2 separate regions of the Homo sapiens genome follow, and region 2 is linked to region 1. A link is a loop called in an ENCODE intact Hi-C map of the cell type or tissue named here. Cell type or tissue: OCI-LY7. All regions are shown on one strand. Each heading gives the region's core, and the rest is flanking DNA. Links, peaks and the distances in the headings are about the cores only.

Region 1 (14,772 bases), core at 4,569-12,568:
CTGGAGGCTGAGGTGGGAGAATCGCTTGAATCCGGGAGGCAGAGGTTGCAGTGAGCTGAGATCACGCCACTACACTTCAGCCTGGGTGACATAGCAAGACTGTCTCAAAAAAAAAAAAAAAAAAAAAAGGGCAAGTGCAGGATTCACTAAAATGCTGCCACTGAGGCATGCAACCTCAGACAGAGTTGGTCAATGACTGCAGCCCTGGTGAAGCGGGTGGGGGATTTGGGAGCAAAGGAGCAATGAAGAGGCTCAGAAGGTCTCAGCCAGTCCTCAGCCAGGTAGCCGTGATAGGCTGAATAAGGGCCCCCAAAGATGCGCACATCCTCATCCCCACACCTACACATACGGCAAAGGGGCCTTGCAGATGTGACTAAGGGTCTTGAGATGAGAGATGATCCTGGATGATCCAAGTAAGCCCAGTGTCATCACAAGGGTCTTTATAAGAGGGAGGGTCCTTCTAAGAGGAAGCAGAAGATCAGAGTGAAGAAAAAAGTGACAGCGGAAGCAGGGAAAGGGACTGGAGGGTGCTGCTGGCTGTGAAGATGAAGGTGGGGCCCTGCGCCAAGGAATAAGGGAACTGGAGCAGCCTCTAGGAGCTGGAAGAAGGCAAGGAAAAGGATTCCCCCCGAACCCTCCAGAATGAACCCAGCACCTTGACTTTAGGGCTTCTGGCCTCCGGAAATGTGGGGTAACACACCTGTGCTGTTCTAAGCTGCAAGGTTTGGTCATGTGTTCCATCGGCAAGACGAGACTCATGTGGTGACCTTGGGCAAGGCCTTTTGACTTTCTCACCTCCATTGCCTGGCTATAAAATGAGGAGAGTTGGCCATGCGCGGTGGCTCAAACCTGTAATCCCAGCACTTTGGGAGGCCATGGCGGGTGGATCACTTAAGACCAGGAGTTCAAAACCAGCCTGGCCAACATGGTGAAACCCCATCTCTACTAAAAATACAAAATTAGCCAGGCGTGGTGGCATGTGCCTGTAACGCCAGTTACTCAGGAGGCTGAAGCAGGAGAATCGCTTGAACTCAGGAGGCAGAGATTGCAGTGAGCCAAAACTGCGCCACTGCACTCCAGCCTGGGTGACAGAGCAAGACTCTATCTCAAAAAAAAAAAGAAAAAAGAAGAAAAAAATGAGGAGAGTGGTCCCTGCCTCCCTTGCCTGTGGGGAGACTTAAACAAGTTAATAAATATGTAAAGGTTTGGAAAGTGTGCTATAAAAGAGAATTGAATTTTTAAGTCCATTTCCGCATATCCTTGACCTCTTTCTGGGTGTTAGCTTTGGGACGAAGAGCCCTCCCTGCTTCCTCTCTTCCCCCACCCGCGCCATGCTGGGAAATCTACTGGTGTGTCCTCTGTGGTGTCCCCCTGCAGACTTAGCTTCTAGGTGGACGACAGATGGCTGGCCAGGTGTCAGCCACTTGGCTGGAGGCCAGGCTGGGAGGCCGTGAGACAGGATCAGATTGTCACAACCCAGAGGACAGCAGCTGGTGACGGCCACTTCCTCCACTGCCACTGGGTCACCCCACCTACCTAATAAGGTGAAGTCCCCCAGATAGCCTGTTCATCTTCAAGGGCGCTGGGCAAACCAACCATTAGCCTGACACTAAGAAGACCCAAGTCAACCCTCCACGAGTGCCTTCCTCTATGGGACCTTCATCTCTACTAAGGTTCAGGCGTCCATTTGCTCCCTCCCCAAATATTTAAACAGCATTAATTATGCACCAACACTGTTGGTTGCCTACCTAGCAGTCATTCCTCCTTTTTACCTTGCCCCCCAAATTCCACCCAGTCCCAGGGGATGTCTTGCTTGGTCTAAGCCAATCCTGGCATCCTGTGCCTCCTTGCCAGTGCACGGTCAGGAGGGACATGTGACCCAGTCTGGCCAATTAAACATAAAGAGAATTCTGCTAAGAGATTCTAGGAAGACTGTCTTTCTATTAAGAGAGAGATGCAGCCAGGCTTATACCTGTAATCCCAACGCTTTGGGAGGTCAAGGCAGGAGGATTGCTTGAGGCCAGAAGTTCCAGACCAGCCTGAGCAATATAGCCACACCCCATCTCTACAAACAAACAAAAAAATTAATTAGCTGGATGTGACGGTGCATGCCTGTAGGTCCCAGCTACTTGGGAGGCTGAGACAGGAGGATCGCTTGAACCTAGGAACTGGAGGCTGCAGTGAGCTATAATGATGCCACTGTACTCCAGCATGGACAACAGAATGAGGCCCTGTCTCTAAAGAGAAAGAGAGAGAGAGAGAGAGAGAGAGAGATGGGTCAGGAAACGAAAAGACCTTTTCAATCTTCCTTCTTCCCTTTTGCTCTGGATGCTGCTGTTTGAGGTTGTGATTTCTGGAGCTTCAGCAGCCATCTTGTGACCTTGAGATGACAATGCTAATTCTGAAATATCAACATGTCAGGGATGGAAAGCAGAAGAACTTTGATGGCTGGGATGGTTAGTTTTAAAAGTCAACTCGGATAGGCTGTAGGGCCCAGATGTTTGGTAATCATCAGTCTAGACGTTGGTGTAAAGGTATTTTTAGATATGAAACAGTAGAGTTTGAGTACAGCGATTATCCTCCATAGCATGGGTGGGTTCAGCCAATGAGTTAAAGCCTTAGGAGAAAAAGACCAAGGTCCCCGCAGGGAGAAGAAATTATCTCTCCAGACTGCTTATGACTCAAGCTGAAGCATCAGCTCTTCCCTGGGTCTCCAGCCTGTCCTGCAGATTTGGACTTGCCAGCCTCTGAAATCATGTAATTCAATTCCTAGAGAGGAGGGAGGGAGAGAGGGAGGGAGAAAGGAAGGAAGGAAGAAAGGGAGGGAAGAGAAGGGAATGGAAGGGAAGGGAAGGGAAGGGAAGGGAAGGGAAGGGAAGGGAGGGAGTGTGGGAAAAAGAAAAGAAGGAAAGAAGGAGGGAAGGAGGGAGGGAGGAAGGAAGGAAAGGAAGGGAAGGGAGGGAGTGTGGGAAAAAGAAAGGAAAGAAGGAGGGAAGGAGGGAGGGAGGAAGGAAGGGAAGGGAAGGGAGGGAGGGAAGGATGGAGGGGGGAAAAGGAAGGAGGAGGGGGAGTGGGGGAAGGAGGGAGGAAGGAAAGAAGGAAAGGGGAAAGAGGAAGAAAGGAAAGAATGGAGGAAGCAAGGGAGGGAGAAAGGAAAGAAGAAAGGAGGAAGAAGGAAGGAAGGAAGGAAGCTACAGAGAGAGAGAGATACACATTTTATTGGTTCTGATTCTCTGGAAAACCCTGACCCATATAATGGCTTTGGGATGGGATGGCGGGGGGATGCTCCTGACCTAAGGACTCCTCATGAAGAATAAGAGTGTCCTCATGGTCTAAGCCTCTCTAAGTTGGGTTTTCTGTTATTTGCAGCCCAAGCATCCTGGTTAGTGCACCTGCTCTATCATTTCTATTGCTGCTTGAAAAGCCACCCCAAAACTAAGTGACTAAAGGCAACAACCAGGTATTATCTCTCATAAATCTACAGGTCAGCCAAGCAGGTGTGCCAGTCTTAGCTGGGCTCACTTATGCCTCTGCCTCGACAGGCATGTTGGTTGAGATAGATGGTCTAGCACCATCTATGTGCTAGGCATGATCCTGGATTTTTTATTTATTTATTTTGCTATCAATAAAGGACACTATTGGGACAATTGGCAAAATACAAATAACAGCTATAGATTAGGTCATTGTATTTTGATTACCTGATTGTGATCATTGTACTGTGGTCAGGTAAAAGAATTTCCTTATATTAGGGAATACATATATTGAAGCACTAGGGGGTATAGTGGTATAGTGTATGCAGTTCATCCTCAAATGTTTCAGAAAATTTTATATATCCATGTATTGTGTTTGTGTGTGTGTGTGTGTGTGTGTGTGTGTATACAGAGAGAGAGAGAGAAAAGAAGCAGGAGGAGGAGGAAGAAGAAGAGGAGGAGGAAGAAGAGGAGGAGGAGAAGGGGGAGGAGGAGGAAGAGGAAGAAATCAAATATAAGGTTAACATTTGAGGAATCCAGGTGAAAGGTATAAAGAATTTATTGTACTCTTTGTAAGTTCTCTATAAGCTCCCAAATTAATTTAAAATAAAATTTTTAACAAAAAAAAAAAAAAAAAGGAAAGGAGCCAGGGTTCAAACTTGATTTGGGGCTTTCCGTAGGAGACCAGGGTTACACACTGACTCCTAGGGTCCCAGAGTTCATCTCAGGTCAATCTGAGGCTCTCTCAAACTCAACTAAAACATCCTCAACAAAAACAGCATGAGGATGAAGCCCTTTAGCCAGGAGAATTATGGCGGTGATGCTTTCACTGAAGCAAAGGTTGTCGCCCTCATTTTTACTTTGGGGGAATTTAGATTTTGGTAGGTAGGATTTTCTTTAGCCATCAGTGCCCATAGGAAGGCAGAATAGGATATTGGGTTAGAATCCTGGTTGTACCATTTAGTTGCCATATGACTTTGAACAAACAAATTGAGTTTTCCATGTCTCGGTTTCCTCATCTGTAAAATGAAGAACTTAATAGTAGACATCACATAGGGTTGTTATGGATTAAATCCATTAAAATGTCTGTAAGGAGCTGGGGACAGTGCCAGTCACAGGAGTAATGCTCTGTAATTGCTACTTGTCATCATCACCACCATCATCACCAAGATTAATAGGATTTCCATTAGGATTCTTGACTTTAGAGTCAAGAAATCCAACTTGGAGCCAGTGATGCATGCAGCACTTACTCATTGGTGACACTGAGTTAGTTACTTGTCCCATCAAACCACAGTGTCCTTATCTGTAAAATGGGAATGATACTAACCACTGGGCATGTGACATATTCAGCCTGGTGTTGGGCACACAGGAGGCCTCATTGGTGGCTGGGAGAAAAACTACCTGGAAAACCCACTCAGATGGCTACTATTATTTTAATAAAAGAAAAGAAAGAAAATAACAAGTGTTGGTGAGGATGTAGAAACATTGGAACCCTGTGTACTCTCGGTGGGCCTGTAAAATGCTCTGGGAACAGTATGACAGTTCCTCAAAAATTAAAAATAGAATTACTATATTGTATTCACTCTGGCTGCCATAAGAAAATATCAGGCCGGGTGTGGTGGCTCACACCTGTAATCCCGGCACTTTGGGGGGCCAAGGTGAGTGGATCACCTGAGGTGAGGAGTTCAAGACCAGCCTGGCCAACATGGCAAAACCCTATCTCTACTAAAAATACAAAAAATTAGCCGGGCGTGTTGGCGTGCACCCGTAGTCCCAGCTACCTGATAGGCTGAGGTAGGAGAATCGCTTGAACCCGGGGGGTGGAGGTTGCAGTGAACCAAGGTTGCACCACTTCACTCCAGCCTGGGAGACAAAGCAAGGCTGTCAAAAAATAAAGAAAGAAAGAGAGAGAGGGAGGGAGGGAGGGAGGGAGGAAGGAAGGAAGGAAGGAAGGAAGGAAGGAAGGAAGGAAGGAGAAAGAAGGACAGAGAGAGAAAGAAAGAAAGAAAGAAAGAAAGAAAGAAAGAAAGAAAGAAAGAAAGAAAGAAAAGAAAAGAAAAGAGAAAAGAAAATATCATAGACTGGTGGCTTAAACAACAGAAATTTACTTCCGACAGTTCTGGAGGCTGGAAGTTTGGGATCAGGGTGCCAGCATGGTCTGGTTCTTGTGAGACCCCCATCCCTGGCTTACAGGCTGCTGTCTTCTTGATACTCCCTCACACAGCCATTCCTCATTGCCTGTATGCACAGGGAAGGAGAAAGAGAGATCCCTGTCTCTCCTCTTCTTATAAGGCTACCCATTTTTATCAAGTTAGTACTCCATCCTTATGACCCCTTTTGATTTTTTTTTCTTTTGAAAAGGAGTCTCACTCTGTCACCCAGGCTGGAGTGCAGTGGCGCGATCTTGGCTCACTGCAACCTCTCTCTCCAGGGTTCAAGGGATTCTCTTGCCTCAGCCTCCGGAGAAGCTGGCACTACAGGAGCGTGCCACCACACCTGGCTAATTTTTGTATTTTTAGTAGAGACGAGGTTTCACCATGTTGGTCCAGCCTGGTCTCGAATCCTGACCTCAAGTGATCTATCCATCTCTGCCTCCCAAAGTGCTGAGATTACAGGCGTGAGCCACAGCGCCCAGCCCCTTATGATCTTAATTACCTCCTAAAAGCCCTATCTCCAAATACAGTCACATTGCAGGTGAGGGCTTCAACATATGAAAAGGGGAGCGGGGAGTTCAGTCTAGCACATATGATCCAGCAATCTCGCTTCTGGGGATACACCCAAAAGAAGTGACAACAAAGTCTGGAAGAGATATTTGTACACCCATACTCATAACAGCTCTATTCACAATGACCAACAGGTAGAAGCAACTCAAGGGTCCACTGACAGATGAACAGATAACAAATAGATAACAAAATGTGGTCTATACCTACAGTGGAATATGCTTCGCCCTAAATAGGAAGAGAATCCCGACACAGCTACAACATGGGGAAACCTTGAGGACATTACGCTCAGTGAAATAAGCCAGGCACAAAAAGGCAAACACTGCATGCTTCCACTTATAGGAGGTACTGGACTAGTCAAGTTCTTAGAGACAGAAAGTAGAACAGTGGGTGCTACAGCCTGGAGGGAGGGGAAAATGGGAAAATTCTTGTTTAAAGGGTACAGTTTCAGTTTTGCAAGATGAAAAAGTACAGAAATCGGTTGTAAGACAATGTGTATATGCTTAACACTTAGCTTAGATAGAATTGAGATGGTAAATTTTATGGTATGCATGTTTACTGCAACAAAAAAATTAAAAATAAATTATCTGGAAATGTCTCCAGCATTAGAACGAGGGACCAAAATAGACCACTAGGGGGCGTTCTATACACACGCTCCCATTTCATTTCCCGGCCCTGCCTGCTGGACTCAGGCGGTTGATTTGTACAGGGAGGAAAAGGTCTAGGGTTCCTCTCTCTTTTCTGCTCCCCCCACCCTTCCCCAAATGAACCAGCTCTGCATAAGCAACACACACACACACACACACACACACACACACACAAACACACCTCCCCCCAACTCCCTCTCTTAGTCCCCTAGCCACACTAAACTTCCACCACACCCCAGGCCACACTAACTCTAAACCCCGTTCTTTCTCTGGGTTCCTTCTCTCCACGTTGGAGACACAGCGAATTCCAGATTGAGTGTTCCCACTTCGCCTGGCTGCTCATAGGCCTTCTCGATGGCCCAGGAGCTGGGGAAGAGAGGACAGGAGGCAAGGACCCACCCACCCACACTATAAAGGAGAGAAACTGTGGTCCCCAAAGACAAAGGGACACCACAATGGAAATAGATCAGACACCTCATATCCCAGGTGCAAGAGCTCCGAGGTCAGCCAGACCTGGGGTTTTCAGGCTCAAATACTCACTGTGTATGCCACAACCTCTACTGCCTCAGTTTCCCCACCTGTAAAATCTGTAATAATGCCTGTCAGAGTTGTTGGGAGGATTAAAAGAGCATAATAAGGTGGCTCAGGGTTGTAATCCCAGCACTTTGGGATGCCGAGGTGGATCACTTAAGGTCAGGAGTTTGAGAACAGCCTGGCCAACATGGTGAAACCCTGTCTCTACTAAACATACAAAAATTAGCCAGGCATGGTGGCTCATGCCTGTAATCCCAGCTACTTGGGAGGCTGAGGCAAGAGAATCACTTGAACCTGGGTGGAGGAAGTTGCAGTGAGCTGAGATCATGCCACTGCACTCCAGTCTGAGTGACAGAGCGAGACCCTGTCTCAAAAGAAAAGAAGAGTGTAATAAAATCCCTGTACCTAGAAATCACTCCATGAATGGGCTAACTGCTATTCCATACCCCTTAGCCGATGCCGCCTGGGTCCCCTTCCATCTCCCAGGGGCTTCTGCTGTGCGAGCACCAACCCTCCAGTTTGCAGTTTCTCTTAAGAAATCTTTCTTGAAGAAACTCACACCATGATCTTCTGGCCACAGGGCCAGTGATTTCACCAGGTAGGACTCACTGGCTTACAAGTAATAGAAACCCCATTAAACCACCTCAAGGAAACTGGGGTGCCTCATGGAACCTAAGGAAAAGTTGAATAGCCAGTCGCTGGGAAGAACCCCTTGGGAAACGCAGGAAACATTCTCCCTCTCTTCTCCCCCGTGTCTCCATCTCTCTCCCTCCCTACGCCTGCTTCTCACATGGCTGCACTCACTTCCTCCAGCCCACTGACCTCCCTGCCATTCCTACAGCATGTCAAGCACCCTGCCACCTAGCGGCCTTCGTACCTGCTGTGCCCTCTACCCAGTACCCTCTTCCTCAGATCTCCCCTTATTCGCTACTCTCCTTCAAGTCATGGCTCAGATGTCACCTGGGTAGTACCTTCCCTGACAAGCTGATTAAAGTTGCAACCCCAGTCTGGACAACATGGCCAAACCCCGTCTCTACAAAATATACAAAAATTAGCCAGGTGTGGTGGTGCACACCTGTAGTCCTAGCTACTTGGGAGGCTGAGATGGAAGGGTCAATTGAGCAAGTGAGGTTGAGGCTGCAGTGAGTTGTGATTGTGCCTCTGCACTCCAGCCTGGGCAACAGAGCAAGACCCTGTCTCAAAAACAGAAAAAACGGCAATCATATCTCCACCCTGAGCACGATCTGGATGATCTAGCCCCTCCCTGCTTACTCGCTTATTTCTTTAATCTTGGTCCACAAAAAAGGGGGTTAATAATGCTCTCATCAGCTTTTAATTAACTGGTTAATTTTAAGAATGGCTGGGCACAGTGGCTCACACCTGTAATCCCGGCACTTTGGGAGGCCAAGGCAGGAGGATCACTTGAGCCCAGGAGTTCAAGACCAGCCTGGGCAACAAAGGGAGACCTTGTCTCTACAAAAATAAAATGAAATAATTAAGTATGGTGGTACATTTCCGTAGCCCCAGCTGAGGCAGGAGAATTGCTTGAGCCCAGGAACTGGAGGCTGCAGAGTGCTGTGATCGCACCACTGCACTGAAACCTGAGCGATCGAGCGAGACCCTGTCTCTTGAAAAAGAAGAAGAATGTAATAAACACCTGTGAAACCACTACCCAAACAAAAGCTAGGATCTTGACAGTGATTTACATCTTACCATATGGCCCCCCAACCTGTGGCGCCACGTTGCCCTCTTAATCCTCATCCTAAATCCTGTATTTATTCTTCCCTTGTTTCCCTTCATACAGTTTATTATCGCATATGTGTGCCCATAATTTTAGTTGCCGTTGACTTTATAAAAAGGGAATCATGTTTATGTAACAGGACATTTTTCATTGAATATTCTATTTCAAAGATCCATCCATATTACGGCGTGTGGCTGTATAGTTCCTTCGTATTGAGTGCTGCGTAATATTTCATCGTGGGAATTAAACCATAATTTATTCATTTGTTCTCTCCAGATGGGCATTTGGGTTATTTCCCAGCTTTGACCACTGTGAACAGAGCTGCTATAAACATCCTTCTATGGGACTCCTGCTGTGAATGGGCAAGAATTTCTCCAAGGTCCATACTCCAGAGTAGAATTGCTGGACCATGGGGTGTATATGTGCTTAACTATCAGAGATAAAGCCGGGCTGTTTTCCAACATGGTTGCACCAAGTCACGTCCCCACCAGTAATGTCTAAGAGGGCTTAATTTTTCTCCACTGCACTTACATTACAAGATGCACTCTATATTTGTGCATTTATTTACTTTTTCTCTCCTGCCACCTAGAAGGTCAGCTTCTAGGAGAGCAAGCGTTTTATGTCTTTTATTCATCATTGTATCTTCAGTGCCTAGAATGGTATCTGGCACATAGCAGGTGCTCAGTAAACATCATCTGATTAGATGAATAAATGGATGGCTCTAAATGGGCCCTAAAAGCTCGCAATATCACATATGATTAGCCCAACTACCTAGAGACAGGTTGACAACCATCTCTCAGTTTTAATCCCTTAAATCCAGGGAAAGAACCATTGGCCAAAGCCTACAAATACCTGGACCCCCCAGCCAACTACATCAGTTTCTGAGGGTGGGGCTTGGACATGGGTAATTTGTATGCACTCTGCAGGAGATTCTCACATGAATCCAGGGTGGGACCCAGTGCTCTGGGGTGGGGAGGGCGTTCATCTCACCATCTCGCCCATAGATGCTCAAGCTGCTTTCAACTCCGGCTGTATGTGAATTTCAGAGCAAGACCCTGGGATGAATCTGTGCTCACCTGGAACCAGCCTCTGCCTGGTGATGGGGAGACACTGCTCCCAGGAACCATGACCTGCACACATGGCCACGAGAGCAGTGCCCACCTTAACCTTGGGCCTGCAGACCCTCCTCGCTAAGCAAAGCCGGCTGTGGATGTCACCCTTCTGAGGCTTCTCCAATTCTACTGCCCATTCTCAGCAGGCAGCAAAAGACCTTTCACCACTCGCACCCCACCAGTGTCCTACAGGCCCAAGGAACACTCTGACTTCCAGGGGCCCCATTTCAGTCCCCAGAGACACCCAAACAGTCCTTCTCACTCTGTTTCCTGTTTTCCACTTAAACTTTTTCTCAACTGCTGAAGGGGAGGTCACAGCTGGTCTGCACAGAAGAATGTAGAGGGCTGGAGAGAAGGGCTCAAAAAAGCCTAACTCACTCGGCTCCACAGGCTGGGGACAGGGGTGGCATGTGTCTCCCAGGGCTCATACCCTAATGCACATGCCCCTAATACGGTCTTCAGTGTTACTCATCTTGTTTTGTGTCCCCTTCCAGACTCTCCTGTACCTAGACCAGGGCTGGACATACAGTAGGTACTCAATAAAGTCTAGTTAATTCCAGGCTCTTTCCAACACAAATCAAATCACATCAAATTTTTAGTAATTCCCATGACTCTTAGAATAAAATTGCAAACCCACACTGGGTCTTATAAGGCCCTGCATGGTAGCTCTGCCTCTTCTGGCCCCAGGCTCACCCCTCTTCTTTCTCAGTGGTTACTTGGTCTCCTTTCTGTTGCTTTAACACACCAAGCGCTTTCCCACCTCTGGGCCTTTGCACATCCCTGTTTCCTCTGATTTAATCATTCCCCCTCCTACCCCACTCAGCCACATTAAGACCTATGAATCCTTCAGGGAGTGGCTGAAACATCAACTCCTCTGAAAAGCCCTCCCTGATTCCTTAGACCTGATAAGACCCCTGTTAGATGTCCTCACGATATCCTGTACTTTTCCCTCATAGTCTTTGCAAAAGTTTGGAATTAGACTTTGTGTGATTCTTGATTCATGTCCGACTTCCTCACTAGACTCTGAGACCCAGGAGGGCAGGGACCATGCTGCTGGTGTCAGCTCTCTATCTCAGCACGTAGCCCAGTGCCTGGCACATAGGAGGGCATCTGGTATTTTTTGGATGAATGGATGGATGGATGGATGGATGAATAAGTGGATAAGAGGAAGGAAGGGGCCGGGTGCGGTGACTCATGCCTGTAATCCCAGCACTTCGGGAGGCCAAGGCAGGTGGATCATGAGGTCAGGAGATCAAGACCATCCTGGCCAACATGGTGAAACCCCATCTCTACTAAAAATATAAAAATTAGCTGGGCGTGGTGGCACGTGCCTCTAATTGCAGCTACTTGGGAGGCTGAGGCAGGAGAATCACTTGAACCAGGGAGTCAGAGGTTTCAGTGAGCTGAGATTGCGCCACTGTGCTCCAGCCTGGTGACAGAGCAAGATTCCATCTTAAAAAAATAAAAATAAAAAGAGGAAGGAAGGAAGGAAGGGAGAGATGGAGGAAGGGAAGCAAGGAAGGTGGGAAATTTCATACATGAATGTATAGATGAATGGATGAATAAATGGATAGATGGATTGATGGATGGATGATGGGTGGGTGGGTGTATGGATGAATGGATGATGGATGAGTGGGTGGATGGGTGAATGACTGGATGGATGGGTGGGTGGGTGGGTGGGTGGGTGGATGGATGGGTGGAATGGATGGATGGAGGATGGGTGGATAGATGAATGGATAGACGGGTGGATGGATAAGTGGATGGTGGATGGCAGAACAAAAAAAATGAGTTGGTCTCTTTCTGCCATCTTTCTGAGCTGCTATAATGGTGCATGTGAACGTCCTGGCCAGTGTTCTCAATAGCATCAACATGCTGAGAAGAGAAGCAAATACCAGGTTGTTTTAGGTTGTGTTCCAAAATCATCATCTAGTTTCTAAGTGTGATGATGAAGTTTAGTTTACATCAGTGAATTTGCAATCATCAATAATCACAGAGCTAGAAAAATCACTGTGGACCTCACAGGCAGGTTAAACAAGTGTACAGTGACAAGCCCCAGTTTGATGTGCAACTCAAAGATCTAGAAAAATGGTACCCCTATCCCCTTTGGTTTCATTGTCCTGACAACCTCAGCTGGTATCAGGGATTGCAAGGAAGCAAGACAAAAATACACAGGAGGGAAAATCCTGGGATTGTTTTTCTAGGGATGTAATAAATTCATATGAATAAAATGCCTCAATGGACCAAAAAAAAAAAAACAGTTCATGATTGATTGCTTTTGCTTTTGTCCTATTGACTTCCCCATTGGTATCTGAGCCATCCCTCCCATGAATTGTGGGCTCCTTGGTGGCCAAATTCCTTCCCTCTCCTTGGAATTCTTTTCTCCCCAAGTTCCCTGGGAGCAGAGTGTTGCATTCCCAGATGTTCCAAACCCAGTTGAGAGGGGCCATTAAGGGCCACTCTGCACCAGATCCTCAGCTGGGTGCCATCCAGTAGTCACTCAACAAACACAGAGGCAGCATGGTGCTATGGGAGGTGCAAAAGCATTTGGGACTCAGACCCTAGCTCTGCCACTTACTCCTTGTGGGAACTTGGGTAAGCTACTTAGCCTTTCTGAGCTTCAGGAGGTTTTTTGTTTCCTTGTGTAAAATGAGGACAACATTACCTTCCTTGTGGGGCAGTTATGAAGAGTAGTAAGTATTATTTAAGTGCCTGGCACATAATAGGCACTCAGTAAATGACACCCTTATGTAATGGGGCACCAGCCACACCACACCAAGATGAATATGATGGCTATCTCACTCTAGCAGGGACAGATTTCATTTAAGAGGCTAATTGTGATACAGGGTGTCATGTCAAGGTATGGGCAAAGGAACACAGAGGAAGATGGGGTGAATTCAGGAAAGGCTTCCTGGAGGAGGTGACATTTAATCAGACCTTAAATAGCATTCGACAGGAAGTCCAGAGACACGAGTTCTTCTTTCCAATTTGCTGCTAAATCACCATGCGACCTTGAGCCAATCTCTTCTCCACTGTGGGATCCCCAGATCCTTCTACAACATAAGCTGGTTGAGCACCTGCTCTGAATCCGTTCAGTCACAGTCTCCTGTGAGAAGAATCTGCTGACAGCCAGAGCCCTTCTTCCCAGACATACAAGACACACAATGCCTAGACACACAAGTTTGCCTGTAATGGGAGAGGGGGACTTCATGGACCCCAGAAGGCCATCCAGGGACCCTAGGCTAAAATCCCAGAACTCAGTGATCCTGTGGGAGTATCGTCAGACTTGGCCCTGCCCTATGCAAAGCCTCTCTCTTTAGTCTACAGCAGGTGAAAGCAAGCAGAATCATTGACCCAATCTGAAAAAGCCCATCCAACACTGGGCTGCAGGTCAGAGCAGGGGCCTGGGGAGGGGAGGTCCCTCCAGCTGGCCGGAGAGCCAGAGCTGGATTCTGGGAAAGCACCCCTGAGCAGCCTGCCCCTGACCCTGCCTAGTGTATCCCCATCTGCCCCGGGGAGGCAGGCGTGGGCTGCTCTGGGCAGGCGCCCAAACAGGCCACTGACCCCCGTCAGCCACCCAGGCTGGAGTTCCCGGACGCATCCTTCATCTTCCCCAATCTAAACACCCCCAGGCCCCAGGTGGTCCACCCCCCTCCCAGCCAATGTGTGTCTCAGCCGCATCCAGCTTGCTGGAGGACAGGGGGACTGGCCATCCCGTTAACACTTGAGCCGCTGCCATTTCCAGCCTTCCCTTCCATCCAACCAATGCTCACCCACCATTTATTGAGCACCAGTTGTTTGCAGGTGGCTGTGAATGACATGGCAGAGGGCCTGCCCTTCTCTTCCTCCAGGATCTCACCTCCTGGCCAGGGTCCCCTCCCCTGGTCCCACCCCTCTCACCTGGAGCAGGTGGGTGCTTTGGGGGAAGTGGGCTCAGGGCTGGGAACTGGGTACTGGCAGGAGATTCAGATCGGGGTTGGTGTCTGGGCATCGCTCTAAGCTTTTGTGATCCTGGGCCTGGCTCTTACTCTCTCTGGCTTCAGTCTCCTCATCTGTACTCTTCAGATTCCACGGTTCCAACTGAGTCTGAATCAGGCCTTGTCAGCACCCTCCCACCCCCAGGAATAGTTAGAGGAGGAAAGGAGGCTAGCTCTGAATGCTTCAAGATCTTTCTTTAGACAGTCTCTGGATCTTATTCATTCATTCAAGCATTTATTGAGCACCTATTCAGTGCCAGGCCCTGGACTGGGAGACTGGAAATAAAGATGACAAAGATTCAAGCCGGTGACTCCTAAACATCCCACTCCCTGCCTCACGCTCTGCTTGGGGTCAGAAGGCCCCTTGGGGTCTCGGGAGGGCCTGGCCGAGGATTTGGGGCGCCCCGAGACTCGCGTGTCAGCGCCGGTGGCGCTCAGGGCCGAGATCTGTCTCCTCCCCTTCCTCCTCCTCCGCCCCCTCCCCTCTCCCTCCCGGAGCACGGCCGAGGCCTCCTCCCACCCGCGAGATCCCGGCGGCCGCCAGCCGGCTCCTGCGTCCGTCCGTCGGCCGGGC
Region 2 (14,772 bases), core at 3,939-11,938, 85 kb after region 1:
GGGAACAGAGTAGCTGGGGTGCTTATCATAAAATCTGAATGTTGAACTAGGCAAACAAATTAACTGCTCAAAAACTAAAGACAAGGCTGGGCATAGTGGCTCACACTTGTACTCCCAACACTTTGGGAGGCCAAGGTGGGAGGATTGCTTGAGCCCAGGAGTTTGAGACCAGCTTGGGCAACATAGCAAGACTCCGTATCTATAAGATATTTCTGAAAAAATTAGCTGGGTGTGGTGGTGTGCACCTGTAATCCCAGCTACTCCAGAAGCTGAGATGGGAGGATCGCTTGAGCCCAGAGGTTCAAGATTGCAGTGAGCTATGATAGCACCACCGCACTCCAGCCTGGGTGACAGAGCAAGACCTCATCTCTAACAACAACAATTAAAAGCAAACAAAAAGTAAAGACAAAAGCAACAAGAGAAATAAGTTTCCACTGAAGGCTCTGTGCTTCACCGTGCCATGTGCTATGCCCCTGCAAATGCCCACCCTGGGCATGGCCCCCTCCTCCCTCTGCCCATGTCCCTCGCCCACCTCGGGGGTCGGCTGTAATCGCCTCCCTGCTCAGCGAGATCTTGCCGATGATGTCGTCGTGCCTGCAGGAAGGCGGGCACGTGAAGGTCTGAGTCAGGGGCCCCTTTGCCCCGCCCCAAGAGAAGTGGGGGCAGGTGTCAAGGTCTGGGTGGGAGGGCACACCCTCGTGGGCTGTGGACCCACATCCCCTCTCCCCTCAGGTGCCCAGGCTTGGGTCCCTAACCCACACATTCCACTTTCCCCAACCACAAACCCGACAGTGTCCTCATCCAGCACGTAGAAGGCCAGCTGGTGGAAATCCAGAGGCAGGTGCACCGTGTACTCCTCCCCCCAGAAGGGGCCCAGGCTCCTCCAGACAGTAGCTGTCCTGCAAAAGGAGGTGCAGGGGGCTGGGGTCCTCGGGCCACACAGGAGGCAGACACCTGGAGACCCAGACACACACACACACACACACACACACACACACACACGGGAATCCAGACACACACACACTCAGAGACCCCCCACATGAACCCAGTTAGAGGCCCAGACACACACACACACCCAAGGACAGCCACTCCAAGATCCTAGATATGTACTCACCCAGGGACACTGGAGCATGTATGAATCCAGGCATAGAAACACACACAGACCCCAACACTCACATACCCAGAGTATCAGACATACACCAGAGATCTCAACACACACACACACACACACACAGAGGCACATACACAAAACACACACATGATCCTACACACCCACATACAGGGCCCCAATACACATCTAAGGTCCCAGATACACAGAGACCAACAGACATGCATAGCAACCAACAGAAACATATGTGCAGATACACACACACGGATTCACACTGAGACAGAGTTGCTCACAGATACACCAAGGAGGCCAGAGACAGAGACACATTTACACATAAGCAGATACACATATGCACCCTCAGAAAGTCCTAAAAACATGTACCTTTGTGTTTGGAAATCCAGACACCAGACACATGCAGATAGACACATAGAAAACAGACACATATGAAAACATATGAAAATAGACATATGTCGGGAACACAGAGACACACTCAGAGATCCAGAGACACACTCTCACACACTTACAATGATACAAGGCAGGTACACATAGAGACACACACACAGTCATACAAACACACAGTCACTGACACACACACACACACACACACACACACACAATTCCATTCATTCATTTGTTCATTCGTTTACTCCATAAACATTCACTTGGACTATGGGCCCAGCCTGTGCTGGGCTCCAGGGATCAGAGGAACAGGTGTCAGGGCTGCTTACCCCACAGACCCCCCTTCCACAAGCAGGCGCTCTCTCCCAGCAATTAGGACATGGTGGGAGAAGTCCTGGGATTGGGGTTAGCTCAATCGCCCCTGGTTGGGTCGTGGGGGTAGGGTCGGAGGGGATTAGGGAAGGCTTCCTGTAGGAGCTAGTCAGGCAAAGTGGGGAGAGACAATGAGGACAAGGACAAGTATTCCAGAAGGCTGGAACAGCATGGGCAAAGGCCCTGTAGCAGGAATGAGTTTCGTGAGCTGAAGGAATAGGAAGGTGCCTGGTGGGAATGGGGGAGGGAGAGGGGCCAGGAGACAGGAGGTGAGCAGGGGACAGAGCACTCGGGGCTTTGAAGCACACAGTGAGCAGGAGGAAGGCACAGGAAGGATGGGGACCAAGATAAGCCCAGAAACAGGTGCACACACACAGCATCTCTGCCCTGACATCCCTGCAGGGGTACTTCCCTTTACCCAGCAGAGAACAGATTCTACTTGCCCGGTAAAGACACACCCACATTTGTGGATGCAAAGTTTGGTTCTCATACCTGTTGCTCCCTTCCTCCCTCCTTTCACCACACTGTGCCCTAAGAAAGAGTGCACATATGCGCGCGTGCGCGCACACACACACACACACCCCGCCTTCTTCCTCCAGCCCAGCGGCACCAACCTCAGATGGACCCCCAGTGCTTCCTCCCAAATACCCTCTTCCCCCAACCTGACCTTTTCCCAGCCAAAGGTCTTCTGAACATTCCCCAGCTCCTGAGCTGAAAGGCTTCTTACAGCCCAGAGAGGGAGAGACAGCAGCCTGGGGTCACACAGAAAATCAATCTGTGGGTTTGGGGTGGTGTCAGGGAATGTATCAAGGGGCCAGCATGAGCACTGGGAGGACAGTGGAGGGGAGTCAGTGGAGGGGGGAGCTACAGCTGACCCCTCCCCCAGGCAGGCTCCCCACCCCCAGCTCTGAGCCCATCTGGACCAGAATAGGAGCATCCTGAATCCTGCCGTCTCCATAGGAACCAAGGCCTCAGCCACCCACCAGCCCACCCACCCCCATCAGGCCTCCAGGGGCTGAGAGCTGTCCCTCGGCCTGCGGGGGTGGGAGCCAAGCAGGGCGCAGCCTGATATCCCCCTGCGAGACTCACTGACACCCCAAACATCCTCACACCTTCACATGTGTCCACACCGGTGCCTTTGTGACCAAATCAGCTGGCATTGGTGTTCACATGCATGTGCAGGGCAGCCATGTGCACGTGCATGTACATGCACCCTACACTGGTACACACACGTGAGCCTGTGCCCTGCACAGCCACGAGGACATACACACGTGGTCACAGGCACTCACACTAGCCCCGCAACATCCCCCACCCCCTGCAACTCACAAGCAGGCCCAGCTGGGCGGGTGCACACACAGACACACATGCACATGCCCACGCGCACAGACATCCCCAGTGCCCGCAGCACCCGGCAGGCCCGGAACCAACCAGTCCAGCCAAGCGTGAGATGCCCGCCCCCAGGGAGGCCACTGTAGGAGGCACAGGCTGGCAGCGCTGAGTCAGCCCCAGGGAGCCAGCAGGGACAGCATTAGGTCCAGAGGGGGAAGGCAGGGCTGGTCGGGGAGAGGAGCTGGCAGTCCCAGCTGGACACAAATCACCCACCTGCAGGCCCGCGAGTCCCCCTCAGGGTAAGCACTCCTTTAAATGTGAATTCTTGGTCCCAGATTCCCCAGGTCTAGAAAGAGACCCCTCCCTTCCTCCTCTCCCCCGTGTCGCCACCCCTCACCTGGCCACCACCTCGTCGTCCACTTTCACTAGGCAGTAGGGGTCGCTGCTCCCAGACCTGCAGAAGGAGGGAGTTCAGGGAGGAAGCAGGTTGAGAGGGCAGCCATGAGTGGAGGGTCCCAGTCATGACACAGGCAGGGGAGTCGGAGGCACAGACAGAGAAGGGGACTTGCCCAGGGTCACACAGCAAGTCCAGCTCAGAAGTAGAACCTTAGGGGACCAGCAGGAGATGTCACAGCTGCCCAGGCCACCACATCTGTGCACTCTGGGCTTCCACCCATAGAAATAGAACAGGGAGGCCTGAGGCCAGCAGGTTCTGAGTCCTGGCCTCGAAAAGCCCAAAGCAGAGGCCCAGAGCGTGTGTGGGGGGGGTGGGGGGGTCTTGAATGCCTGGCTTCACCACCCTCTGGCTGTGCCATCCCAGAGAGTCCCCTTCCCTCTCTGGGCCTCAGTTTCTCTGCTCTATAAATCAGGTGTGATGCTCACATACACCTCCTAGGGGGCTGGAGGAACTCAAATGCTGGGCCGGATCATGGTCTGGCCCCCAGCTCTCCCCTGCAGGGGCTTTAATGCTGTGTCCCCAGCTTTTCATTTCAATGGGAGCTTCCCTGGGAAGGGGACTCCCCATTCCTCAGCCCTCCATGGGGACAGACTCAGCAGACCCTCCCTACAGGCAAAGACCAGGGAACCCAGGCTTCAAAATCAACCCTCGAAATCTCTTAAGATGTGCTGCACCCCCTTAAGTAGCTATGAGTCATCTGCCAATTCAGGCCAGCTGCATCCCCCCTTCATAATAACAGTCACCAGCAAATCCCAAGCTGTCTAACAGGTCCCTCACTTCCTCCTCCATCCCATCATACAGGGCTTCTTTGTCTTTCATCAGGCCCCAGGCCAGCCTCAGGGCCTTTGCACCTGCTGTTCCCTTTGCCTAAGACACTTTAGCCCTGATACTGCCATGGCTGGCTCCTTCCTGCCATTCAAGTCTCAGTCCAAAGTCACCTCCTTGAGAGGCTGTCCCTGGCCACCACTGTCCTATCTAAAATGACCTCCACCTAAAATCATCTTCTTTCTTCTTCTTCTTCTTCTTTTTTTTTTTTTTTTTTTTTGAGACAGAGTCTCACCGTATCACCCAGGCTGGAGTGCAGTGGCGCGATCTTGGTTCACTGCAATCTCTGCCTCCCAAGTTCAAGCGATTCTCCTGCCTCAGCCTCCTGAGTAGCTGGGATTACAGGCACACACCACCACACCTGGCTAATTTTTTGCATTTTTAGTAGAGACAGGGTTTCACCATGCTGGCCAGGCTGGACTCCAACTCCTGGCCTCCAGTAATCCACCCGCCTCGGCCTCCCAAAGTGTTGGGATTACAGGCGTGAGCCACCACAGCCGGCCTCCCTTATTTCTCTATGCGTTTAGTATTGTCTCCCCACCTCCCTGCCACTTCCAAACTGTGAACTCCCTGGGGAGAGTCTGTGTCCCCCACTTCCCCACCCCTGGCCCCCACATCTGGCATGCATTTGGCCCTCTAGAGCTATTTCTGAATGACTGGGTTTATGGAGTGCTCTCTCTGGAGCACGGAGTAACAGTGGAGATAGGACTGGGACCCAGGTTTGTGGGCTCACACTCATGTTCTGAAACCAATGCCCCCTCTACCTATTCAAATGGCCCTCTCCCTCGATGCCCCAGCACCACTCCCTTGATCTCTGCCACCTTCTGTCTCTCCAGTTTGTATAGATCCACAAATGCCTCTGGGATGCCAGGAAAGAGGGACATTGGCGCTAAGAGTTGCCTCCAACCTGAACCTATCTTGCTGGATGAGCCCTTCCCTGTGCCTCGGTTTCCCTCTCTGGACTCCTTCCCTCATCCCCCTCTGGCTGGACACTCCAATGCCTCCATTTCCCTACCTGGCTTCTATCCCTGAACACTTTAGACAGACAGTGTCTTCGTGATCCTCTGTGGATCCTACATCTGAATCCCCTTCTGTGGAGTGCCCCAAGCCTCAGTTTCCTCTTCTGGCTCCATCCCAAATCCATTGGAGCCTCAGTTTCCCCATCTGGGCTTCACCTTCAGACTCCTGTGGCTGGTAATGTCCTGTGTCTCAGTTTCCTTCCCTGGGTTCTCCACCCCTAAGCTTCCTTTATGCAGGCTCCCACCCCTCAGTTTCCCCAACTACAGATGTGGGGTCAGATGGGCTGGGATCCCACTAGCCGAGGGCTGGGAGACACACCCCCTCCTGCAGACCCAGCCTGACCTCCAGGCCCTCCTGGGAGCCGAGCTCAGCACTAGTCAGCTGCAGGGCTCTGACGCATGAGGGCCTTATCAGACTCCTATCAGGGAGGGCAACGGTGGCAAGAGGGGGTGGCTGCTTCCAGACCCCTGATCTCTCCAGACTTGTGGCCTCTCCCACGGCCCCTGACTCAGCTCAGTCTTGGGAAAGCAGGCCCCTCAGCCATTGCCTGCCCAGTCTGGTTTGGGCATGGAGTAGTCAGAGTTCAAATCGCAGCTGGGTGACCTTAGGCAAGTGACTGCCTCTCTGGTCCTCAGTTTCCCCATTTGTAAAATAAGAGACGCCAATAGAACTATATGAAGTGTTAAGCACAGGGCCTGTCCATACTAAGCCCTCAGTGACTGACTGCTACTATTTCTAATAGTAAAAACTCTAAAATTACCTGAAGAGGCCTCCTCCCGGGCCAGAATGGACCCCCCTCAAACCTGGCAATGCTTTAGGCAGAATCTGGGCCCTTTCCCTTAGGAGAAGAGGGAAAGAACACACCCCACCTAAGGGCTCCCATGGCATGGAGCTCCCAGCAGCCTCCAGGAAGAGCCCCTTTGAAGAAGGGTGCTGACAGCTAGGGAAACTGAGGCAGGGTGGCCAGAACCCCCCCTGCCAGCTGGGGCTAAGTGACTCCTCCCCACCCTTGCTCTAGGGCATGACCTATTTCATAGCTCACTGGCCCAGGAATTGGGGGCAGGAAGTTTGGCCAAGAGCTGCAGGAACCAGGCATGACTCAAGTCCCTTCTCCAGAAGAGCAGCAGGTTACCGTAAGCCAGTGTCCAGGTGCAGGGGTGACACCCATCGCCCCCTCATGACCTCTCACCCAGGGCTGGTGGAGGGGCCAGAGCTCAGTGAGTGAGAACCCCGTTTCTGGAAAGAACTCCTTTCACCACCTAGCAGCTGCCAGGCATCCAGCCTGGCCTCAATGCCCTAACAGTGTAGGCCGTCTCATTCCCAGGGCCTCTGAGGGGACATCTTAGAAAGAGTCTGGTGGGGGGGCTTGTCCAGCCACTGAACTGTCAGAGCACACACTCTGCTTCTCATTCAGGGTGTGTATATTTGGAGTAGCCAATGAGGATGAAGGGTGGCAAAAATTGCTCTCAACAGCTGCCCCCTTGACGCAGCTGCAGTGTTTTGGGGGTTGGGAATGTCATAAAATCAGGCAGGAAAGTCCTCTCTGGGAGCCCACACCTTGGGGAATCAGCACAGAGCTAAGACTGAATCTTGACACAGGTGAAGGCTCCCAATCCATGCTCCTGCTCACCTGGGCCACAGGGGAACTCCTAACAGGTCCTCCACCCTCCCAGCTGGATGGGAGACCCCAGGCAACCAGATGGGGACTCCGGTCCAGAGCTCTCATTGCCCAAATGGGAAACCAAGGCCCAGAGAGAAGCAGGTTCAAGGTCACACAACAAATGTCCTCCAGAGGATCCCACACCTGTCGCAGGTGCTAAGGCCCTCAGAGCCCCTTCTGGGCACTATGCCAAGCAGGAGGGGGAACCCGCCCCCCATATTCTGCTGATTCAGCAGCTGCTGACTCAGCCCTGGGGGAAGCATAGCTTGGGACTAGTAGTGAAGGGAGCCGTAGGGTCCCCCAGTCCCATTGCACCTGGCTGGGGAGGGGGTCGCAGCAAGGAATTGGCTCTTCAAGCAGCTCAGCACCCGGGGAAGGCCCACACGAGGCTGGGAGCCACAAGACTGGGGAGCTCAGGGCTTGGGGTCAAAAGGACCCTGGAGGGCCACCTGGTGACACTCTGCAAACCTAAGCACCAGATCCACACAGGATGTTAGGGCTCATCTGATCCCAGGCCCTCTCCAAGGGTCCTCCCCAGGGTTCCCTTGCTAGGCCCCCACCCACGCCTGGAGGAGCCACCTCCAACATCTGCCTGGACTAAGGAAGAGACCCCCCGCTTTCTCCCCTCCCAGATCTGACAGAATATGGCCCTCTAATCCCCTCTTCAGCTCTGGACGACCCCCTTTAGTACATCCCGGGAACAAAGACACCCCCTCCCCTGCCCGGGGGTGAGGCGGGGCATCTGCTAACTCTAGGCGCCCCCCTCCCACCGGGACAGCCATGGGCATGCGGCCTCTCGCCCCTTTAAAGCGGAACTGCCCCAAGACCAGTCTTGGACAAGAACCCCTCGCCCTCCTGCCAACCCGCCCTGGCACGCGGAAAGGGCGACGTCGGCCCCACCCCAGGCCTTGCGCGCCCCTCACCCAGAAGCGCCCGAGGAGTACTCACACGTCCTTGGCAGGCAGCGCGCGGCCCTCCACCACGCGAACATTCAGGGAGCTGCTCTTGGCCATGGCGCCTAGCCACAAACTTTCCAGGCAGAAGGGCGCTCAGGTTCCGAGGCTGGACCAGGGGACGTCTACATGTCACCTGCTTCAAGCCTGGCTCCCTGCCTCGTGGTCCCAGTGCCGCCTGTCCGAGACCCGGGTAGCTGGATGGGAGATTTCCGAAAGAGGAGAAGGTGTAGGTGCCCGGGGAGGGAGCGCCCGTCCGGACTCTACAGGTAGGAGCCGTGCTCCGAGCAGGAGGAGCGCGCAGGGGGCGCAGCGGGCTCTTGCCGAGGCGTCTGGAGCTCCAGACAAGCAGGCTGGGCGGGCAGGGGGCGGGAGGGGCGGCCCAGGGACCTCCCCACAATCCCGCCTCCAATGGGGTCCCCCACCTGACCCCGGGCCCCCTCGCGCGCCCTCTACCGGCACCCCAGTCATGCGCGCCAGAGCGCACGGGCGGCGGAGACAAGGGTGCACCGCCAGGTGGGGAGGGGCCCCCGTCCTGATGGGCGTGGCCGCTGGCTCCTGGTGAGTTGGCATTGGGCTTAAAAGACATGGTCTGTGCCCCCGCCTGTCCCTCATCCAACATATTCACACCTCTCCGCCCCCACCCCTCCTTGCCTACCATGCAGACACCTGCCTCCTCTCTCCAACCTCCGCGCCCCCCGGTCCAGGAGCAAGTATTAGTGGTGGGTGGGAGGCGTCGCCAGAGAGAGGGTCGCATGTTCCCTGGGGGTCCGTTCAGAGTCAAGGGAGGGGCCTTGAACATCCCCTTCCATCTCGTTCTAGTTTCCAGTTAAACACAGAACCCAGACTCTGCTCTAACGTCACGGGCTGGCACTGCGGGGGAGGAAGCCGCGGCCAGATGGGGGAGGGGAAGGCTTGAAGATAACCACTACAGCGATGATAAAAAGTCATCTACAGTTGTTTGAACACTTCATGGGTGCCAGGCACTGTTCTAAGCGCTTTACTGGGATTAGCTCATTTTTGTCTCCAGATGTGCACTACACACTACTCCACTGTTACCCCATTATCCGCAGTTTATGGATAAAGAAACTGAGGTTCAGAGGGATTAAATAACTTGGCAGAGGTCTCACAGTCAGTAACTGATTTGCCTTCCAGGGGTTCGAATCCTGGCTCTGCCATTTGGTAGCTGTCTGGACTTGGGTAAGCCATTCAACCTCTCTGTGCTTTGGTTTGGTTTTCTCATCTGTTGAGTGAGGATGACATTGCATTTCAGTCACAGGATTTTGAAAGAATTAAAAGAGTTAATGAAGATAAAAGTCTCAGGACAGTGACAAGTACCTAATACACGTCCAGAAAGTGTTTGATATTCTGATTGTTGTCCTTTGAGGCGTGGGCCACGCGTCACCTCTCCTGGGAAGGCTTCCAGGATGCCCTTCCACTCCGGTAGAGATTTTCTTTCCTTTCTCTCTGCTCCAGTGGCTCCAGGTTTGTACATTTTTCTGATTTTAAATGAGATAATATGACAGGCAGGGCCTGTCCCAGAACAGATCCGTTCGCACACTTATTTCTCCCTGTGAATTCATTGTTGACCTGCCCAAGACCTCTTAGAAAGGCCAGGCACCAATGGGAGTGCCCCTGCAGACTGAGTGCGGGAGCCAACGCCCAGACCGGTGAGACCAGGAGTGCCCTTCCTGGATCCGTCAGCAGCCCAATGGTCTGCTTCCCAGTCTCCCTTCTTGACTCCCCACCCAGCAACCCAGACAGGCTGATGAGGAACTCAGAGCCCTGGAATTCCTTCCCCAGCTGGTGGCTGCCTGGTGAGTCTCTGACCCACCAGAGATGGGGTCTCAGTTAATCCCATCTGGGAAATGGACCTAGCAGAACAGGCTCCAAGGCTTAGAAGTATTGCAACATCCTCAGCGGGGCATGAGGGGTAATCCAGGGTTAGATCCAGAACAGTAATAGCCCCAAAGGAGTCATCCCACTGTGATTTTTTTTTTTTTTTTTGCCCAGCTGGAGGGCAGGGCTCGATCTTGGCTCACTGCAACTTCCACTCCTGGGTTCAAGTGATTCTCCTGCTTCAGCCTCCTGAGTAGCTGGGACTACAGGCACCCACTACTATGCCCGGTTAATTTTTGTATTTTTAGTAGATTTTTATAGTTTGTATTTTTATATCACCATGTTGGCCAGGCTGGTCTTGAACTCCTGATCTCAAGCAATCCACCCACCTCAGCCTCCCAAAGTGCTGGGATTATAGGCGTGAGCCACCATGCCTGGCCCACTGTGATCTTTATCAGTTACCCCAGATTCTCTCCAAAGAAAATATACCACCTAAGGTGGTGGGGGGAATGGTACTTAAGGTATTTGCTATGTAACTGAAGCTTTAAGACGGGAATCCTGCCCCCCGCCCCACACCGCCCCCCACCACACACATTTAGTGGAAGCTACTGTTTGAGCCTTTTTCTTCTGTGAGCCTGCAAAGACCGCAGACAGGCCTCCAGACCCCCAGGACCCCTTTTGGAACCCCCTGATGATGGAACCTAAGGGGCCTGTTCCTCCAGCCCCCATGGGATGCCAGCCAAACTGCCACGCAGCCATCTTGGCCCATCTTCCAGAGCTAAGCAGGAAGTCATATACCCAAACACCCTTCCCCAGCTCCCCACGGGGAAATACCAAGGATATAGACTGTGCCAGCTGGGCCTCCAGCAAGCCAGCGCTGTTACCTGTCCAATATCTGGAGGGTGACCCCAAAATTTGCCTGGGGCAATGGCCACAGTCCCCAAACTTTGCACATGGCCCGGCCATTTCCTGTTGTTCTGAGAATCTCTGACCTGAAACTAGCAGGGAGTTGGAGGTTGCCTAGGGCAGTCCATGCCAAGGGACCGAAGCGGAAAAGGCAGACCAGAGAGAGTGTGTGACCTGCGCGGGACCATCCAGCTAGGCAGGGAGAGGGCAGGCTGGTGATTCTCCCAGGGTTATTATGAGAGTTAATCTCGAGGGCAGCGTAAGGCACTTAGCATCATTCCTGGCACATAGTAGGTGCTCAAGAAATGGCCAAACCCCAACCCCAAGCTCCTTAAAGGTAAATTCATAACCATCTCTTGCAATACCCATGCGATACACACAGCAGGTGTTTCATAAAGACTTAAGTGGGAAGAAATGCTGAGCTCAGGGTTTACCAGAAGAGGGTTTAGCATCAGGCTGACCTAGGATTGAACCCTGGCACCTGTACTTCCAAGCCAAGTGTTCTTGGGCAAGTGAGTTACTCTCTCAGTGCCTCAGTTTCTTCATCTGTAAAGTGGGGATACTAATAGAATCCACCTCTAGGATGAGCATGAGGCTGGAAAAGAAATAAGTGCCAGGTGTTTAGCACAGCCTGGCATACTACAAGCACTCAATAAATGTCATGGCCATTGTGGGACGTCCTGTGCCTGATACTGAGCCCCATTTGGTGGCTTAGCTCTGAGGCTGGGTCCTGGGGACATTGCCCAGGTAGAATGCAGGCCCAGCCCCAGATTCCAGACATGGATGAAGGCCCACACTTCAGTAGCCAGGGCAGTTCCAGATCGCTGAGCTGGGGGAATCTGAGGATTTTCATCCTGGCTGAGAAATCTGATAGACAGCTTCCAAGATCAGGGCTCCGGCCTCCCCTGTGGGCCCTCTGTCCAGGACAGGCTGAGTCTTTGCTTGATCTGAGATGCTGAGCCCTCTGACCAGGACTGGCTGAGTCTCCACTTGATCTGAGATGCTGGGCCTGTGGCCCAGGGAGGGCTCACAGGCATGGAGGAGAGAGGGCTCCTCATCCCAGAAGAGGAATCGGGCCTGGGCATGGTGGGGGCGTCCTGGAGCCCGCTCCCATCGGCACTGGATTCGACTGTGCACATAACTTTCCAACTCCATGTTTAGCCACATCACATGGGAACTTGAAATTGACTAGGGTAGGATTTACAGTATGGAAACTGGCAAATGCTACATTTGTTTTTGAGAGTCAGTTTACCAATACACTACTGGGCACAGGAATCCCCAGTCACATAGCTCTCTAGACACCGTTCCTGAATTCAACACCCTTAAGACTTTTCTCGTATCCTCCCAATCTGCTCCCCCAACACACACTGCCTTTGCTCGATCAGTCATTTCCCTCAAGAAGGCCTTTACAGGGCCAGACATGGTGGCTTACCCCTGTAATCCCAACACTTTGGGAGGCCAAGGTGGGAGGATCGCTGAGGCAAGGAGTTTGAGACCAGCCTGAGCAACATAGCAAGACCTCGTTGCTACAGAAAATTTTAAAATTAACCAGGTATGATGGCTTGCACCTGTAGTCCCAGCTACTCAGGAGGCTGAGGCAGGAGGATGGCTTGAGCCCAGGAGTTCAAGGCTGCAGTAAGCTATGATAGCATCACTGCACTCCAGCCTGGGCAACATAGCAAGACACCGTATCTTAAAAATAAATAAATAGGCTGGGTGTGGTGGCTCACACCTGTAAACCTAGCATTTTGGGAGGCCGAGGCAGGAGGATCACTTGAGCTCAGGAGTTTGAGATCAGCCTGGGCAGCATAGTGAGGCCTCATCTCTATTATAGAATTCTTTTTAATTAAATAAGTAAATAAGGCTGGGCATGGTGGCTCACACCTGTAATCCCAGCATTTTGGGAGGCCGAGAGGGACAGATCACTTGAGCTCAGGAGTCAGAGACTAGCCTGGGCAACATGGCGAAACCCCGTCTCTACTAAAAATATAAAAATTAGCCAGGCGTGGTGGCATGTGCCTGTAATCCCAGCTACTTGGAAGGCTAAGGCACAAGAATTACTTGAACCTTGGAGACATAGGTTTCAGTGAGCCGAGATTGCACCAATGCACTCCAGCCTGGGTGACAGAGCGAGACTTTCTCAAAAACAAATAAATAAATAAGTAAAAGTCCTCCCAATAGGTTAATAAAGATTATAAGAGATGGTGGTGGGGGGAAGTAAAGCACAGGCATCAGTGTAAATGAATACTGCATGGCTCTTTCAAAAATGTTCTCAAGGAAGATTTAATGACAAGAAAATACTAAAAAAGCATAAATGGTGAGGAAAAGGTATATACAACCATATACACAGTATGAGTCTGAGGCCATAGAATATTCTGTGTATGAATATATAAGATCTTTTGTTGAATAAACGTGTATTGAGCACCTACAATGTACTAGATGGTAGGGATATAGCGAGGTTCAAGTGAAGGATAAGATGGCCCCGCGCTGCTCTCCTGGGGCTCTCAGTAAAATAGGAAAGCAGACAAAAGTAACACAGCTCAATAATAAACTCCCAGAGAGTAAAGAACGATGCGAGGATGATGGAGCAGACATGGGGGTACAGCTGGAGCTGGAGGGATTCCTTACACAAAATAGCATGTACTTTTTTTTTTTTTTTTTTTTTTTTGAGGTGAAGCCTTGCTCTGTCACCCAGGCTAAAGTGCAGTGGCACGATCTCGGCTCACTCTGTTGCAGCCTGGGTGGCTGGAGTGATCTTGGCTCACAGGGAGGTGGAGTGGCACCTCTGCCTTCCAGGTTCAAGTGATCCTCCCACCTCAGCCTTCCAAGTAGCTAGGATTATAGGCATGTGCCACCACGCCCAGCTAATTTTTTGTGTTGTTGTTTTTGTTGTTGTTGAGACAGACTTTCACTCTGTCGCCCAGGCCAGAGTGCAGTGGGGCAATCTCGGCTCACTGCAGCCTCTGCCTCCTGGGTTCAAGCAATTCTCCTGACTCAGCCTCCCAAGTAGCTGGGATTACAGGGGTCCGCCAACACACCTGGCTAATTTTTGTTTTTGGTTTCGGTTTGTTTGTTTGTTTTTTTTTTTTGAGACCGAGTCTCGCTCTGTCGCCCAGGCTGGAGTGCAGTGGCGGGATCTCGGCTCACTGCAACCTCCAACTCCTGGGTTCATGCCATACTCCTGCCTCAACCTCCTGAGTAGCTGGGACTACAGGCGCCCACTGCCACGCTTGGCTAATTTTTTGTATTTTTAGTAGAGACAGGGTTTCACCGTGTTAGCCAGGATGGTCTCGATCTCCTGACCCCGTGATCCACCCTCCTCGGCTTCCCAAATTGTAATTTTTGTATTTTTAGTAGAGACGGGGTTTCACCATGTTGGCCAGGGTGGTCTTGAACTCCTGACCCCAGGTGACCCTCCTGCTTCGGCCTCCCAAAGTGCTGGGGTTACAGGCGTGAGCCACCACACCCAACCCCATGTGCTTCTTTTATCATCAGAAAAGGATTCGTGGTCCCTCCGGCTTCTAAAGGAACCACTGTCCCAAGCCATGTGCTCCACAGGCCATGTGGCAAGAGGGGGTGGCTGCTTCCAGACCCCTGATCTCTCCAGACTTGTGGCCTCTCCCACGGCCCCAAGTACAGGTGAGTGGCTCTCACCTCTAATCCCAGCACTTTGTGAGGCTGAGGCAGGAGGATTGCTTGAGCCCAGGAGTTTGAGACCAGCCTGGGCAACATAGCAAGACCCTGTCTCTACAAAAAATAAAAATAAAAAATTCGTTGGGTGTGGTGGCACACACCTGTAGCCTCAGCTACTCCAGAGGCTAAGGCAGGAAGATCTCTTGAGCCCAGGAGTTTGAGACCAGCCTGGGCAATGTAGTGAGACCCCGTCTCCATACATAAATAAATG

Evidence for each region. Peaks named below come from ENCODE experiments on the same cell type or tissue, not always from the same donor. Only the 100,000 strongest peaks of a DNase experiment are listed, where the experiment ranks them.
Region 2: a loop joins it to region 1, with 5 times the contacts of the local background. A loop is called at or near these places in 3 of 110 quality-filtered maps.

What each region holds. Positions count from the first base shown.
Region 1 is chr12:113,042,014-113,056,785 of GRCh38, forward strand. It overlaps DTX1 (deltex E3 ubiquitin ligase 1), which reads left to right and starts at 14,717. Exons shown (of 10, transcript NM_004416.3): 1 at 14,717-14,772. It also overlaps the pseudogene RPS15AP32. RefSeq lists a silencer at 6,796-6,915 and an enhancer at 7,984-8,153. In OCI-LY7, for the core only: CTCF peaks have their summits at 6,795 (motif pointing right), 8,275 (motif pointing left) and 8,475; DNase peaks (open chromatin) are centred at 6,878, 8,238, 8,978, 10,508 and 5 weaker places; H3K4me3 peaks cover 4,029 bases; H3K27ac peaks cover 7,022 bases.
Region 2 is chr12:113,127,280-113,142,051 of GRCh38, forward strand. It overlaps RASAL1 (RAS protein activator like 1), which reads right to left and starts at 8,482. Exons shown (of 21, transcript NM_001301202.2): 1 at 8,119-8,482; 2 at 3,606-3,662; 3 at 786-899; 4 at 533-594. The coding sequence starts at 8,183. RefSeq lists a silencer at 8,469-8,608. In OCI-LY7, for the core only: CTCF peaks have their summits at 8,592 (motif pointing left) and 8,810; DNase peaks (open chromatin) are centred at 7,372, 7,612, 8,512, 9,022 and 2 weaker places; H3K4me3 peaks cover 4,833 bases; H3K27ac peaks cover 6,394 bases.